3 separate regions of the Homo sapiens genome follow, and all the other regions are linked to region 3. The links are chromatin contacts, found by Hi-C in ENCODE. All regions are on one chromosome and are shown on one strand. The core of a region is the stretch at or near the end of the contact, and the rest is flanking DNA. Distances in the headings are between cores, read along the strand shown. Region 1 holds the start of HIF1A (hypoxia inducible factor 1 subunit alpha). Region 2 holds the start of SNAPC1 (small nuclear RNA activating complex polypeptide 1). Region 3 holds the start of DHRS7 (dehydrogenase/reductase 7).

What was found. Hi-C counts contacts between places; a loop is a spot of excess contacts on that map. Pooled maps may share reads with other maps.
Region 1: a pooled map shows a loop between it and region 3 (4-fold over the local background). The contact joins the promoter of HIF1A here to the promoter of DHRS7 in region 3. A Hi-C loop is called at or near these places in 5 of 50 pooled maps.
Region 2: a loop to region 3 is called in a pooled map, with 4 times the contacts of the local background. The contact joins the promoter of SNAPC1 here to the promoter of DHRS7 in region 3. A Hi-C loop is called at or near these places in 6 of 50 pooled maps.

What each region holds. Positions count from the first base shown.
Region 1 is chr14:61,694,154-61,696,853 of GRCh38, forward strand. HIF1A (hypoxia inducible factor 1 subunit alpha) reads left to right here and starts at 1,360. Exons shown (of 15, transcript NM_001530.4): 1 at 1,360-1,686. The coding sequence starts at 1,652. HIF1A-AS1 (HIF1A antisense RNA 1) reads right to left here and starts at 1,670. Exons shown (of 2, transcript NR_047116.1): 1 at 1,554-1,670. RefSeq lists an enhancer at 679-1,048 and silencers at 1,119-1,418, 1,719-1,818.
Region 2 is chr14:61,761,042-61,763,741 of GRCh38, forward strand. SNAPC1 (small nuclear RNA activating complex polypeptide 1) reads left to right here and starts at 1,379. Exons shown (of 10, transcript NM_003082.4): 1 at 1,379-1,547. The coding sequence starts at 1,420. RefSeq lists enhancers at 1-117, 118-861, 705-794, 862-1,605, 1,606-2,349.
Region 3 is chr14:60,163,960-60,166,697 of GRCh38, forward strand. DHRS7 (dehydrogenase/reductase 7) reads right to left here and starts at 1,439. Exons shown (of 7, transcript NM_016029.4): 1 at 1,218-1,439. The coding sequence starts at 1,350. RefSeq lists enhancers at 903-962, 1,153-1,202 and a silencer at 1,403-1,672.

The DNA of each region.
Region 1 (2,700 bases), core at 110-2,609, 1.5 Mb after region 3:
GATCAAAAATTTTCTAAAGAGACGGAGTCTCGCTACGTTCCCTAGGCTGGAACACCCAGGCTTCTCCAGCCTCACACCTCTGAGTAGCTGGAACCACCCTGTCCGCTAAGGTCAATGTTTAATCGTATCTTTGTAGGTCTACTGACCAGTTAAAAAGAGGTGCTGTATACATTGGTTGTTGTCTTGTCAGAGTTTGATGCTTCTATATAGACCATTGTTTTTACATGCTAATACAATTGAAAGCCACTACAGATATTTATATTTACAACCCAAAGCTAGGTTTTAACAAGAAACTCATAAGGCAAAGGTGAGAAGTAAAATAATTTAGCGCCAAGTGGAGATATATGTGCAATGCTACTTTGTTGGGCTCAAAACATATTTTTCTTTTAGAAGACTGACAGGCTTGAAGTTTATGCCTCCAAAGACAAAAGTGATTATGTTTTGTTTAGTAGCTTGCAAAGTTGCCAAAGGCCATTTTTTCTACTCTTTCCCTGAAATTGGTTTATATGCTTATTAAAGTCATTTATACCTATTTGCAAATGCTTAACATAGTTTCAGATTTTAAGATTTCCCTGCAACTTTATTTCCCTTGAAGTTTACAGCAACAGGAGTTCATTTTTATTTTTAATTGCATTTATTCAGTAAGTAAACTCCGCCACAGAAAAACTTAGTAGACAAGGTGAGTTCCCCTGTGCTCCGTGGCAAAGAGTGCGGTGGGTGACATTGACCCATGGTTAGGTAATCTGGTAAGGAAAGACCCCGTTGTAACACATCTGAGCAACGAGACCAAAGGAAGGGCTTGCTGCCACGAGGCGAAGTCTGCTTTTTTGAACAGAGAGCCCAGCAGAGTTGGGCGGCAATCGTGCCCAGCACTGAGGCCGAGGAGAAAGAGAGCAGGAGCATTACATTACTGCACCAAGAGTAGGAAAATATGATGCATGTTTGGGACCAGGCAACCGAAATCCCTTCTCAGCAGCGCCTCCCAAAGCCGGGCACCGCCTTCCTTCGGAGAAGGCGCAGAGTCCCCAGACTCGGGCTGAGCCGCACCCCCATCTCCTTTCTCTTTCCTCCGCCGCTAAACACAGACGAGCACGTGAGCGTCGCAGCCCGTCCCAGCTGTGCCTCAGCTGACCGCCTCCTGATTGGCTGAGAGCGGCGTGGGCTGGGGTGGGGACTTGCCGCCTGCGTCGCTCGCCATTGGATCTCGAGGAACCCGCCTCCACCTCAGGTGAGGCGGGCTTGCGGGAGCGCGCGCCGGCCTGGGCAGGCGAGCGGGCGCGCTCCCGCCCCCTCTCCCCTCCCCGCGCGCCCGAGCGCGCCTCCGCCCTTGCCCGCCCCCTGACGCTGCCTCAGCTCCTCAGTGCACAGTGCTGCCTCGTCTGAGGGGACAGGAGGATCACCCTCTTCGTCGCTTCGGCCAGTGTGTCGGGCTGGGCCCTGACAAGCCACCTGAGGAGAGGCTCGGAGCCGGGCCCGGACCCCGGCGATTGCCGCCCGCTTCTCTCTAGTCTCACGAGGGGTTTCCCGCCTCGCACCCCCACCTCTGGACTTGCCTTTCCTTCTCTTCTCCGCGTGTGGAGGGAGCCAGCGCTTAGGCCGGAGCGAGCCTGGGGGCCGCCCGCCGTGAAGACATCGCGGGGACCGATTCACCATGGAGGGCGCCGGCGGCGCGAACGACAAGAAAAAGTAAGCCCATTCCCTCGGCCCGCCGCCTTCTCCCCCGGCGACCCCGCCCGCCTGCCCGCCCTGGGCTCCTGGGCCGGCCTCGGCGTTAATGGGATTGGGGGGGGCAGCCTTTTTGTTTCTGCTGCTGCTCCCCTCCCCTCTCTTCCCCCAACCTCGCCGGCCGGGCTCCCCCGCTGTCCACGTCGCCATCTTGTCGTGGGGGGTGGGAGACGCCTCGAAAGTGCTTTCAGGGGCCGGGGTCTGAGCCCTGCTTGCCCTCCCCGCCGGCCGTGGGGGCCTCGCGCCGCCCACCTACCCGCCTCAAAAACCCAGCCTGCTCTGTGGCCCCATCCGGAGGGGACTTTACCCAGCCTGAAAACCCCGGGAAGAGAAATGAGCTGCAGCTCGGTAGCCGCGGTTTGCACCCGGAGCTTCCGCTCCTTCCCGCCCCCATCCTCTCCAGTTCCATTGAAAACTCGGCCCTGGGGCGGACCCTGCACGCTGGTCCTGGCTTTCCAGTGGACTTGGGGCCTTGAGTTCCCGACTGAGGGACTCGCGTGGTCGGATGCGATCTTGTCCTGTAGTTGTCCAGCCGTCGCGGGTGTCTTTGCCTTTGTGCATTAGGGATTTGCCGCGATGGCCTTAAGATGCGAACTTTTTAGTTTGCACGTGCAGGTTTTGTTTCGTTTTAATCGCCTTGAAAAACTTGCCTAGACTGAGAGTCAGAGTAATGGGAATTTAGGGAAATGGCAACATTTTAAAGAGAACTTCAGAATTGGATACTTGAGTTCATATCACCTGTCACGAGAACGCAGATATTATAAATGAATATATGCCTCATTCATTCTTCAAATAATGAAAATGTAGGGGCTGGTTAAATTTAGGCAGTTTTAATGATACTGAAAAAAGTATATGATGAGTGAATGAAATGCGGCACTAAAATGTTGCAAAAATTTTCGAACTCTGTCTCATTTTCCTGAAATTGAAGTATATTAAAGGAAAACCGTCAACATATATCTAAAGTAAGTAATCACT
Region 2 (2,700 bases), core at 129-2,628, 1.6 Mb after region 3:
GGCGTTGGTAATGTTCTGGTTCCTACACAGGTGAAAGGTGTACAGGTGTTTAACTGCTATGCTTTTTATCTCACACATCGCATAAATTTTTCTGTGACATAAAATATTACATAACATTTAAAAAACAGGTCAAGAGGGCAGGGTGCAGTGGCTCACGTCTGTAATCCCAACACTTTGGGAGGCCGAGGGGAGCGGATCACCTGAGGTTAGCAGTTCGAGACCAGCCTGGCCAACATGGTGAAACCCTGTCTCTACTAAAAATACAAACAAAACAAAACAAAACAAAATCCGGTTGGAGTGGTGCATGCCTGTAATCCCAGCTACTCGGGAGGCTGAGGCAGGAGAATCGCTTGAACTCGGGAGGCGGAAGTTGCAGTGAACCGAGACCGCGCCACTGAACTCCGGCCTGGGCAACAAGAGCGAAACTCCGTCTCAAAACAAAAAACAAACAAATCCAAACAAACAAACAAACAAACAAAAACAGGTCAAGGATCAGAAAAGTAAAGTGAGTTGACACTCCATTTACACACAGAAAGCCCAATGTTTTTCTATTATATCAGGATACCTCTTCTAAAGAATGATAGCTTACCTTTCAATCAGAGAAATGATCTAAAGTTCAAAATGTTACTCCATAGCTAGCTCCTGGAGGAAGGAAGCTAGGTGGCAGCGTGTACACAAAAAGGCAATTCATCCAAATAATAATATAACAAGAATATAACAAGTAGGTATTTTCTGCTAAGTGCTATGTAGCACAGGGGTGAATGCGTGGCAGGGCAGGAGGAGGGCTGTTTACAAGAGGGTATGAAATGCAGCTCTTCTTTTCAAGAGTGGTTGCAGAATGCCAGGGCTACAAAGAGAGGGCCGCACATTAAGCATCGTATTATGTGGGTACAGAGTATTAGGGTTCTCGATGACCAGAAGGAGAATGAGTGCAGTTTGTTTCCTAGCAAGCCTTCTTTAGCTTCTCTTCCCAAGTGGGAGTGGGGTTGGGGTTGGGACTGTTCTTTCCTAGCTCAAAAGTTCACTTATGTCACACTAGGGTCAGTTTAAAGGAGAGTGCTAGTAAGGGTAAAGTCAAGTTACATAACCTAGCGGAAAATGAAGACCTAAAACCGCTCGTGAGCAAACACAACACTTTAGACGTAAACCTCTTCCAAAGAAGGGTGGATCTCAGCACTCTGGGTGAAAGCAATCTCAGCCAGTAAAACATCAGAACGCTTTCACGCACGCGCAGTAAGCACACGACCGGTGGCAAGAGCCCGGATAAAGGCGGAGCTAAAGGTGCCGGATAATGCATCACGGAGCGCGTGTGCGCACGCCGTAGGGGGCGGGCCGTTCGGGCTTGGTTTCCTGGGCGACCACCGCTGGCTAGTCCGTTAGAGGCGTGCGGGCTTCGGAGGCGTGCGGGCTTCGGGTGCCATGGGGACTCCTCCCGGCCTGCAGACCGACTGCGAGGCGCTGCTCAGCCGCTTCCAGGAGACGGACAGTGTACGCTTCGAGGACTTCACGGAGCTCTGGAGAAACATGAAGTTCGGGACTATCTTCTGGTGGGTGTTTCTTGTCCACCACCCGCCTCTCCCTGCCCGCAGGTGGTGTAGAAAGTTGCCTCCTTCCCGGCGATATTGCACTTGTGAAGGGCTGAGAAGAGCGGCAGTCACCGAAGGTTGCCTCCATGACTCCTGGACCTTCCCCTGTGCTCAGGCAACGCGCTTTCCCTGCTCTATTTCATTGTGCCCTGATGGTTGTTGCGGCCTCCTCCCAAATATGCGTCTCTGCCTGGCCTCCCTTCTAAACTCCTCTCTCCCATCTCCACCCTGAGCCAGGCCACTATCATTTGCCCTTCCCCAGTCTTGTTCTAGGACCTGATGTTTAAAAACACACAAGCAAAGACAAAACCCTTCAAGATTGAATTAATTTTTCCTCCAACAACCAAAGTTGTCTTTTTTTTTTTTTTTTTTTTTTTTTTTGAGACGGAGTCTCCTTTTGTCGCCCAGGCTGGAGTGCAATGGCGCGTTCGCGGCTCAGTGCAACCCTTCGCCTCTCAGGTTCAAGTGATTCTCTTGCCTCAACCTCCGGAGTAGCTGGGATTACAGGTGCCCGGCACCACGCCCGGTTAATTTTTTGTATTTTTAGTAGAGACGGGGTTTTACTATGTTGGCCAGACTGGCCTCGAACTCCTGATCTCGTGACCCGCCCGCCTCGGCCTCCCAAAGCGCTAGGATTACAGGAGTGAGCCACCGCGCCCGGCCCAAAAGTTGTTTTTCAAAAGTGCAAATTTGATTATGTCACTCCCCGACTTATTACTCTGTAGTGGTGCCCATTGCCTTTGGGATAACGCTTGAATTCTCTGACTTGCCAAGACCATTCCTCACTGGCCTTTGCCTATCTCTCCAGCTTCGCCTGCCAGTCCCCTCCATGCACTCACTTTCTTGCTCCAGCAGCTGCTTTTTTTTTTTTTTTTTTTTCTTTGGGCCCTCTACAGGCTTTTCCTAATCCTGGAGTTTCCACCGCAACTCTCTTGTTTTGTCCACCTTATTCTTCACTCAGGGTTAAGCTCAAATGACATCCTCGGGGGAAGTCTTTTTTGCTCTTCTAGACTGAGTACGCTGTTCATGTTTTTTCCCCGCATAGCACCCTGTTTTTATTTTATGTCACCGCTTTCCACATTTTGTTGTAATGGTATAGTTGAAAAGGCAGTGT
Region 3 (2,738 bases), core at 189-2,688:
GTATTTGGGATTCCTGCTTTAAAAGGAGAAAGCCCAATCACTTGCCATAGTTTTGTAGCACTGCTGTGGCGTCCATGTTGTGTATTTTTCGTGAACTCAATGTCAGTGCTGCACATGCTATACCCAAGAAAACCCAACCAGAAAAATGAAATACTAAGGAATAATATTTTCTCGGGTGGGGTTAAGCTTTGGAGGGGCACAAACCACTGTATTACCAGATTTTTTTTTTTTTTTTTTTTTGTCCACAGGAACCAATTCTCACCTTGGGATCAATATCACCCCCCTCAACGCCCAACCCATAACGCCCCCCCCAAACATAGTCTATCTTTCGAGCTACTATCTCTTCCAAGCAAACTTTGTAACATGCTTTGAGTATTTTTATACCAGAAACTTGGTCCAGGGAAACCCCATTTCCCCAAGTCCTTAAGGATCCAAAGCCTAGCTTTCGGTAGGTCATTTAATTTCTCTGAACATCAGTTTCCCTATCTGGAAAATAAGATTAATAATGCCTACCTTGTAAGAGTTGTTGTAAAAGTTAAATGTTATGTGTGTAAAGCGCTGAGCCAACATACAGCAAATGTACACGATGTCAAATATTAAGCAAGACACAGATAAAGTGAGATAGGCAGTATGCCAATAATGATCTCGCTCCAGCAAACTGCCATTTTTAGTTCTTTCTAGTGTTTGACTAGAATGAGTAAGTAGGTGAAGGACTTCGGATTATCTCAGATTTTATTTCAAAACTGCAGGAGTGGGAAGTGGAGGACAGACTACTTCAGGTAGTAGAACGACCGGGCTTCCGGTACTTACAAAGGAGTTTCCCTTACAAACGCAGGGGGACGCTCACTGTTTCTCAAAGTATCGTCCTCTGAGACAACACCAGAATCCCTTGAGTCCTGCGTAAGATGTCAGAGTCCTCAGGAGCACCGCCGACTCCAGTGCTCTCTTAACAGTTTGGCACTCCCTGGAGAGGTTTCCTAGCCTGAATGGCAAGTCCATGCCATCTTCCGACCAGTACAGAAGACAAAGGGGCTTTTTAGCCCTCGCCTCTTCCTCCCCAACCCGCAGCCCCTGCGTAAGGGGCAGCCGGGCCTTCGGGAAGCTCCACGCAACCCACAAAGGACCCGGGATCACTGCAGAACCCCCGGAGACCCGGACACGCCTCGGCAGCTCCGAGCCCGGCCTCCCACTCGGGAGAGGCTTTGGCCGGTCCTCACCTGGGCGTCGTCCCTGCCACTCGGCCCATAGTAGCGTCAGGTCGCCGTCAGCCCTCAGGAAGCGCAGCAGCTGCACCAAGAGCAGGAGCAGCGCGCACAGCACCAGCAGCCACAGCAGCAGCTCCCAGTTCATTGCGGCCGCGCACGCCCAGCTCGGGGGGAAGAAGACGGCCCGCACCAGAGTCGCGTCGCTGCCCTGCGGGATCGCAGCGCCACCCCTTCGGCCAGCCCAGAGCCGCACTGCCCCGGCTCCGCCCAGGGAGCAGGCCGGGAGGAGGAGCGGCTCGGGCGCGCCGGGCTCAGCACTCGCGGCCCCACTCGCGGTCCTTGGGCGGCCCGCGCCCTCATGCGGCACACCCGGCGGGGCCGGCAGATTGCTTGAATTCAAGTGTCCGAGACCAGCCTGGGCAACATGAGGAAACCCTGTGTCTACCAAAAATAAATAAATAAAATTCCAGTATTTTTAAAGAAGCTGATTCAAACATAAGCTACATATTATACTACGTTATTTCCTCTCTGTACAGGGACACTATCAACGGCCAGGAGACAGATAGAATCATTCTTGCTTGGCCCCTCTTCTCCATTCCTATTCAGAAAGAACATCCCCTTTTCAAGCTTCAGTATCTTTTCATGAGGTCGAGAAAGTGCTGAAGAAAGACTGTGGCTATCACTCAAGACCCCACAAGCCAAGGCAATGGTCCCTCCATGGGGACAAGGTCCTTTTACAATTAGAGAAAAAAAGACTGAAGCCATGTGCTGTGTTGGCACCTTACAACCTGATTCTGACCACACACAAATTTACTCTGGTGTCTGTTTGGCAACCAAAGCCTAGGTTGGTACCAAATCCTCCCCTTACCCAAGCCATTATTCACATCCTAATGTAAACAGCAAATAAAAACAGAGAATGTAATGAAAACACCAAGGTCTTGCCTACTCTAATACACAAAAGAGTAAAATACTGTTTTTGATTAATTTCCGTTTGAAATGACCTTCAAAACATTTAATTGCTTCCCACTAAATACCTACATGTATTTGAGGCATCAATAGTAGCATCTTTCTTGTTTTCAAGCATTTGAAAGCAAGAGGGTTTTCCATTCACAAGCCTCAGAGGGACCCAGTTAGAGTGCATAGAAACTAGGCCATGTATGAGAACGACCTGTGGCCAAATGGAGAAAGTTCTGGGCGTTGATGCAGTAGAACTTTCATCCTCTTCATTTCCTAGAGTACTTTGTGTGCTCTGATGTCAAAGGCTCTTCCTTGGCTGAAACTAAATATGACTTTAAAACAGTCATGGAAATAAAAGAAGCAGTGACTTCCCTCCCCAGTGTTGTTTTCTTTTTCTAGTCTTGCCTGCCAAACTTTTGTTTTTCTTTAAATGTTTTGAAGAATGTTACTTGCAGTAATCAAATTTCCTTAAATAGCTCTTCCTTCTCTTTTTAAATCCTATTATAAACCCCCTACCTGCCTCCCCACCCTCATCCTTCTCTAAAAAGCTTTTTGGGGTTATCTGGACTCAGAGTC